Linked DNA regions of Homo sapiens: region 1 is linked to region 2. A link is a contact called in ENCODE Hi-C data. All regions are on one chromosome and are shown on one strand. The core of a region is the stretch at or near the end of the contact, and the rest is flanking DNA. Distances in the headings are between cores, read along the strand shown.

Evidence for each region. Hi-C counts contacts between places; a loop is a spot of excess contacts on that map. Pooled maps may share reads with other maps.
Region 1: a map of endothelial cell of umbilical vein shows a loop between it and region 2 (8-fold over the local background). The contact joins two enhancer-like sites. A Hi-C loop is called at or near these places in 4 of 168 maps with a recorded cell type or tissue (Caco-2, Calu3, endothelial cell of umbilical vein and 1 more), 10 of 37 single-sample maps with no recorded cell type and 7 of 50 pooled maps.

What each region holds. Positions count from the first base shown.
Region 1 is chr5:160,627,666-160,631,163 of GRCh38, reverse strand. The region is part of intron 13 of ATP10B (ATPase phospholipid transporting 10B (putative)); the gene reads left to right. Among named protein-coding and RNA genes, the nearest start is that of MIR146A, 140 kb to the right of the region's middle. Within about 2 kb of position 1,987, at least 3 of the 41 ENCODE cell types and tissues checked have a DNase peak (open chromatin) inside an H3K27ac peak, as active enhancers do.
Region 2 is chr5:160,437,540-160,441,021 of GRCh38, reverse strand. No RefSeq gene overlaps it. Among named protein-coding and RNA genes, the nearest start is that of PTTG1, 17 kb to the right of the region's middle. RefSeq lists a silencer at 2,082-2,141. Within about 2 kb of position 1,706, at least 23 of the 41 ENCODE cell types and tissues checked have a DNase peak (open chromatin) inside an H3K27ac peak, as active enhancers do.

The DNA.
Region 1 (3,498 bases), core at 738-3,237, 190 kb before region 2:
ATGGGACCCAAAGGGCTACCATCCCTTTATTAGAAAATTAGATTATAAAAATGGTCCTTTTGGCCAATTTTTTCCCAGTCTTTTATTTCCCCCATGAATACACACACACATAACCACATATATTTAACATTTTTTGTAATCATGGTACATATCAATTGTAGATGCTGGGATTTTCTTTAACTTGATATCAAAAACATTTTCCATATTGCTACTTAGTATTCATAACCAAGGACTGTGTTTTCTGACTGTGACAAAGAAGAAACACTGTGAGCCTCTGTTCTGGGTCATTACTCATCTAACTTTGGGTGAGGACAAAGTTGAGTTCCCTCTCGGGTTATTGTCATGCACGGAAATGCAACATTAGCAAGGATAAGGCAAGAACAGTGTGTTAAGACATATGACCTTCATAAATACACAAGTGAAATGATCCATAGATGTCTTCAGGAAGATTTTCATGGTTTTTTTTATTTTCCCAAACGAGATAATAACAAGGTGTGTATATTGCTACATCCTTCTTAATTTTGCCCCCATAAATGTAATGCACTTCCCCGAGTTATTTTCTTAAATATTTGTAAAATGACCTTAGTGAATTCTCATTAGGCACAGATTCTGTGTGTCGTTGGCATCTTCCAGTTCTAGATACCACAGGCATCCCACATGCCTGAGTATGTCTCCCCCAGAAAATGAGCGGGAGAAAAAGGAAGCTTTCCTTTGTGGATCTCAGTTGGGTCACATCAATTCACTGCCCCTTGTTCAGTCTGACAAGTCTCAGCAGCCCAGAAAAACTGCATCCCTGGTCCAGGCAGTAAATCTTGGATGCAGGGCTTTTAGCTGATGGCCAGTGAGAGGGACACACTAACCCCAGAGCTATCTCCAGATCCTAGATGTCATCATCCTGCCCTGGCTGGCAGTCCCAAAGGCAAGTTCTGACTAAGTTCATTCAGGAGCAGTAAGGAAATTGACACGAGTTAAGTTCCAATTCTTGTTGCCTGGTGAAGGGAAGATGGTGATATGTTCTTTTTATGAACAGCTAAGTATACTCTTATGTAATAAGGTCACTTAAAAATCTGGGGTTAGTGGAACAATTGTATTTTTGAGTAGTTTTGAGGAAGGGCACTGGGCTAAGAGTTAGGAAATGGAGGTTCTGGTTTTAGTTCTGCTACTGGCTTGCTGGGTAACCTTAAGCAACATGTTAAACCTCCTTCTATGTCTCTTTCACCACCTGAAAATACTTTACTTACAATTCTCACCAGGCTGTTCTAAAGATCAAATAACATAATGTTTTGCTGACCTGCAGGCTAACTTCCAGCTATGAATTAGGCACACGTGGAGTCTAATGTGTCAGGTTTTCATCTCAGCTACCCCATGTACTAGCTCTGTGACTTTGGTGGGCTTACTGAAATGGAAGCCTCAACCTACCCATTGTTAAAATGAAGACAATTGTTCTGGCTCATGAGTTTATTTTGAGGATTTAATTCTTAAAATTGTGTGTTCTAGACAGATACCTAATGGAAGTTTTAAATGATCTTTCTAAAGGGAAGCTGTCTGCCTTGAACAAATGTTCACATATCTGATGTCATAAAGAGAAAATGGGGAGTTTCCATGAAATACAGTTGTTGAACTCTCTCCCCTGAGATCCTGGTATATTTGGTCTTGTGTGAGTCCTGAGCACTTATATTTTAATTTCTGATAATTCTAAGGAGCAGCCAAGATGGGGACCCTCCATAAGCAGGCCATCACCCCACCAGGAAAGAGTCTTCACTTGGCTCAAATTGGCACTTTCTACAGCTTGGGAGGCATTTGCTGAAGGGAGTGAAGTATGCAGCCTTTAAGGACTCTTGTGCTAACCCATCAAATACATCTAGCTGGTGTCAGATCCTTGAAGCCGTCCCTAGAGAGCTCCTGTGGCAGCCCCAGGTGGCTGTCTCGGTGCCCACCCCCACCCACTCCTGACAGACTCTCTGCACTTGTCCCCTTCCACCTGCCTTCTGTGCCTTCCTGCACCTGCCCATCTGGCACCCAATCTGTTCTGATCATCTCTTGGAATCACCAGTTCTTTACCTTCCCTTAGTGAACTCAGTCAAAATTTGCCTCTGAAACCTCCAGGGAGCATTCTACCACCTTCTAAAGAAGCCAGTTGTTGGCTTCCTTGGCCCTTTGCTCTAAATCAAAAATAACAATCGACAAAAACAGCAACAACAAAAGCTGTTTTTTTTTCTTTTATGACAAAAAAAAACAAGAAACCATCAGTGATTGTCACCTAATTGCCTGCAATAAAATCTGTGGCTTTAAGGTGGGGGTAATATACTTATAAAAATGGTGAGTTGAGTCCCAAGCCAATGTTTAATAGTACTGGCAGATGGAAAATGAAATGGGTTTTTTTTCTCCTTGTCTGTACGCAGCCAAGATTTCAGCAGAGAGTCTTTGTGTAAAAATGCCACTTGCAGAATGTTTTTCAGTGCCATCAGACCACAGAATATCTTCCTAATCATAAAATTTGTATTGGGGCCAGTTAGGCTCCTCCAAACTTCCACACTGCTTTCCTTTGTGGACATCCCCCCCGCCACCCCACCCTTCTGAAGAGAATGCAACAGAGAGGAGCGAAGGAGGTGTCATTGGACCTCTGCCTCCTTTCACTAATCTTGGTCTGCCTTTCTTTCTTTGGAAGAGATTTATGCAGCACTCCCAGTCTGCTCCAAATCGGTGGGACAGCCCACATACACACACTCCCACTGTAAGGTTAGATAAGAGTCCTGATTTAATTAGCCAAGTACACAGAATCTTTCTGGAAGTGATGTGATCACACAGGGCAGGAAGCAGTGAAGCCTATCTGTACTCCCCTTGTTCCCCAGTGTCTCAAATCGGGGTGGGGGGACCCAGCCTCAGTGACACTGTTCACAAGAGGTGGGAACTGACAAGATCTGGAAAACTCCCTTCTTGCTTCACCACTGAGTTTTTTTCTTTGGGCTTATGCCCCGTTTGGGAAAAGCTTCCCCTAACAATCCATGTGTTCCTATTTAAGTGAGCATTTACTAACATTGGACTTTCCCAGTTCTTGATTCAAACTAAATGTCATTAAGGCCAGAGCCTTAGACAGGACAAAACCATCACTGCCCTAAACAGTGTTAGCCTCCAGCTCCCCAGCAACCAGGAAAATGTTGCCATAATAGTCATAGCCCACAGGGTTACATAATTGAAAGGAACCAAAAGCTGATGGTGGAAAGTAAGTGTCCCTCCCTCCTCTCTTCCCACCACCTCAGGCACAACAACGATTAGCAGCTTCTGTGTGTCCTTCCCAAAGGTGCACAGAAACAGACAAGTATGGCATATACACAAGCACATCCTTCACAAGTGGAAGCATACCGTTCCCACTGTTTAGGACTGTGCTTTTTTAACCTAATGAATTTTAAAGAATATTTCCTATGTGTAGACAGACAGGTAGACATTCAATAGAGAGCTGCCTCATCTTTTATTTTTTTTAATGACTGCTAGAATTCG
Region 2 (3,482 bases), core at 457-2,956:
AAATCCAGGTCTCTTGGACTCCAGGGTCTAAGCTGCTGGCTCTTCCTGGAGGTTGAATTGCCTCTCAAGAGATGGGGGTGTCAGCTGGGATTTTGGAGAATCTGCAGCTTTCCGTGCCCCTTCAAAGGCTGTAGGCACACAAAAAGGAGGATGTCCTGCTAAGTACTGTATCTCCTTCCAATAAGAATCAGTACTTCAGAGAGTCTTAGACCATTAGATCCCAAAGAATTACAGCGATTATCTCCTCCTACCTCTTCATTTTATAGATGAGGACAGCAAGGCTCAGGGAGGGCAAGCAACCAGTGCAGAACACACAGCTAGCAAGCAGTCCCTCGACTCCAGCCCAGGAAGCCATCCACTGTCTCCACAGGGGGAGACACTGTGTCCACTGGTATATAGGAGATGATTTTACTGGTACACAGACAAAACTTTAAATAGTGTTGATCTTAAAATTGGATCTGCTATTCGATCCAGCAATCCCACTACTGGGTATCCACCCAAAGGAAAAGAAGTCATTACATGAAAATGACACACGCACACTCATGTTTATAGCATCACAATTCACAATTACAAAAATATGGAACCAACCTAAATGCCCACCAACCAACGAGTGGATAAAGAAAACGTGGTATATATACCCCGTGGAATACTACTCAGCCACAAAAAGGAATGAAATCATGGCATTCGCGGCAACCCGGATGGAGTTGGAAACTATTATCCTAAGTGAAGTAACTCAGGAATGGAAAACCAAATATCGTATGTTCTCACTTTTAAGTGGGAGCTAAGCTATGAGGATGCAAAGGCATAAGAATGATATAATGGACTTTAGGGACTCCGGGGGAAAGGGTGAGAGGGATGAGGGACAAAAGACGGGACATTGGGTACAGTGTACACTGCTCTGGTGATGGGCGCACGGAAATCTCAGAAATCACCACTAAAGAGCTTATCCATGTAACCAAATACCACCTGTTCCCCAAAAACTATTGAAATTAAAAAATAAAAATAAAATAATGTTGGTCGACATCATGAGAAAACCATTCCCTTTTCACTTCTCTTTTAGCCTCTCTGATTACTTTAAGGATAATCTCAATTCAGTGCTAATATATCTTTAACAGCTTTCCTTAAATATTTCTTTAAGAAACTCTTTTAAGAGAGAAAATGGATCCTTGGTGGGAAACCGCATCAGTATCAGCAAGAACTTAGTACCATTGCTTTTTTTCTTTTCGTCTTGGTTACCCTCCGATTATGTCAAATGATGCAAGTTTTCCATTGACACATTAAAGTTTCCGTTTAAATATATGTATTCATGTTAAAGAAAAATTGAATTGATTTAAAGAAAAATATTAAACGAATACTGCTCACTGACTATAATATAAAAAAATTTTTAAAGCAGTATCAATGAAAATAAACATATTACTTCCTAATCACTTTGTAAGCAAATCACTCAGTAAGGAAACTAAAATTTTAAAGCATCTGACTGTACTCATGGTGGGTACACGTGACTAGAAATCTATCACACTAACATGAGGGTCAGCTCCACGCTCTGTGACTTCTTCGCTTCACTCTCCACCACAACCCCCTGTGCCACTCCGGGGACCTCAGGAAGAGTCTAACGGGGCAATTCCAGTTGAAGGGGAAACAGCCAAAGCCACCACGGAGGGGGACTGTCTGTGCGAGCTGATCGCAGCAGGGAATGTGGTATGCCGCCCCCTGGTGGGCAGTTTCGAAATTAGCCCGGCACCTTTGTCCTCTGGTGTAGATAGACAAGCCTAATACTTGTAAGACATACTTTCCTAAAAGGAGAAGGTTTCCTTTGCATTGTATGTAAGCGGACATGTAAGCATAGGCACACACTGCCTGTGGATATCACTTCAGGGTAGTACAGGAGGTGTTACGAAATGTTTCATACAGAAAGGGGCTTTTATGTCTGATAAGGCTGAGAACTACTGTCCTAGAGCAGCAAGACCCGCCGCTCCCTGCTTGACTTAACAGCCAGGTGAGGCCAGCTTCTATGGAGACCGCTTCGTGGTACCAAGTGTGCCTTCTAGCTGGATGTTGCAAAAGTTACTTAACCAATCAGAGCCCAAGTTTCCAACCATCAATAATGAATGCTCACGCATACCCACACCCCATGGCGTTTCTCTGAGAGTCCAAAGGACGATGCGTGTGAGGCACTTAGCACTGATCTGGCAGCCAGTAAGTACTTATCAATGTCAGGTGGCGGTGGTAACAGCGCCCTCCCTTCCACCAACCTCTCCACCCCAGTTTTATTAAAAGAGGTCTGATGTAAAAGAAAAAAACAAGAAAAAAGGAAAAAGCAAAAAACAATCAGGATTTTCGGACAAAACTTACCACATCCATCAAGCTGAGGAATCCTAAAGACATCGAACCCCAACGTACCACCCATCTCAGCTGAAAGATCATTTCCAAATTAGAGGAAGCTGCGACTGACTGAGAAGGCAGGAGGTGCCCTCTAGTGGCATGGTTACATTAGCTTGGGAGGAAAGGTAGTGCAGTTCATTTTCAAAGGGAAGGACAAAACCAATTGTTAAACTGAGGCAGGAGGCAGTGATGCTTCAAAGATGCAAGTGGGAATTTACTGTCTGCTCTGTGGACCATCGAAGATGCCTTCAGGATCTGGCCTTAGCCAACGGCAAGTGGCATGCTGAAAGTCAGATCAGCTGGTCAAGGGTGGAACTGGGAACTGAACCCAAAGGTGCTAACTACAAATCCAGAAATCTCACCCTTGACAGCAAACCTCTTGCTAGTGGGAGCTGTGGCTTGTGTCATTTTACATCCTTCAAAGCAGCAACCACAGGGTTTTGTATACATAGATACAGTATTCAATAAATTACTTGATGAAATATTCATGAAATGATCGTTTATGAAATAATGAATAATGCATTATTTCATTTGTTGCTCACAATAACTGTGACATAGCCTAGTTTACTGATAAGGAAATTAAGTCTCTGGTCAAGTAACTTGCCTAAGATCACAAAGCCAGGTTTCAAACCAAGCATACTAACTCCAGAGCCTCGGTGCTTATCCACTAGACATGCAGTTCTCAAACTGTTTGGTCTCAGGATTCCTTTACAGTCTGGGTTTTGTTGTTGCTGTTTGTGGAGATGGTGTTTTACTATGCTCAAGCAATCCTCCCACTTCAGCCTCCCAAAGCACTGGGATTATAGATGCAAGCCACCTTGCCTGGCTTCCTTTACACTCTTAAAGAAATTATTAAGGATGAAAAAGAGTTTTTGTTTATAAGGATTATACCTATCAATATTTACAGTTTTAGAAATTAAAGCTGAGGAATTTAAAATATATTTATTTAAACATTATCACAATAAAGCAATTAATTATAACATAATTAATATATTTTTATAAAAAGTAACTATTTTCCTAAACCAAAAAACACCCACATTTAGAAAATTAACATGACATTGTTTTACATTTCTGAAAATCTCTACTATCTGGCTTAAGAC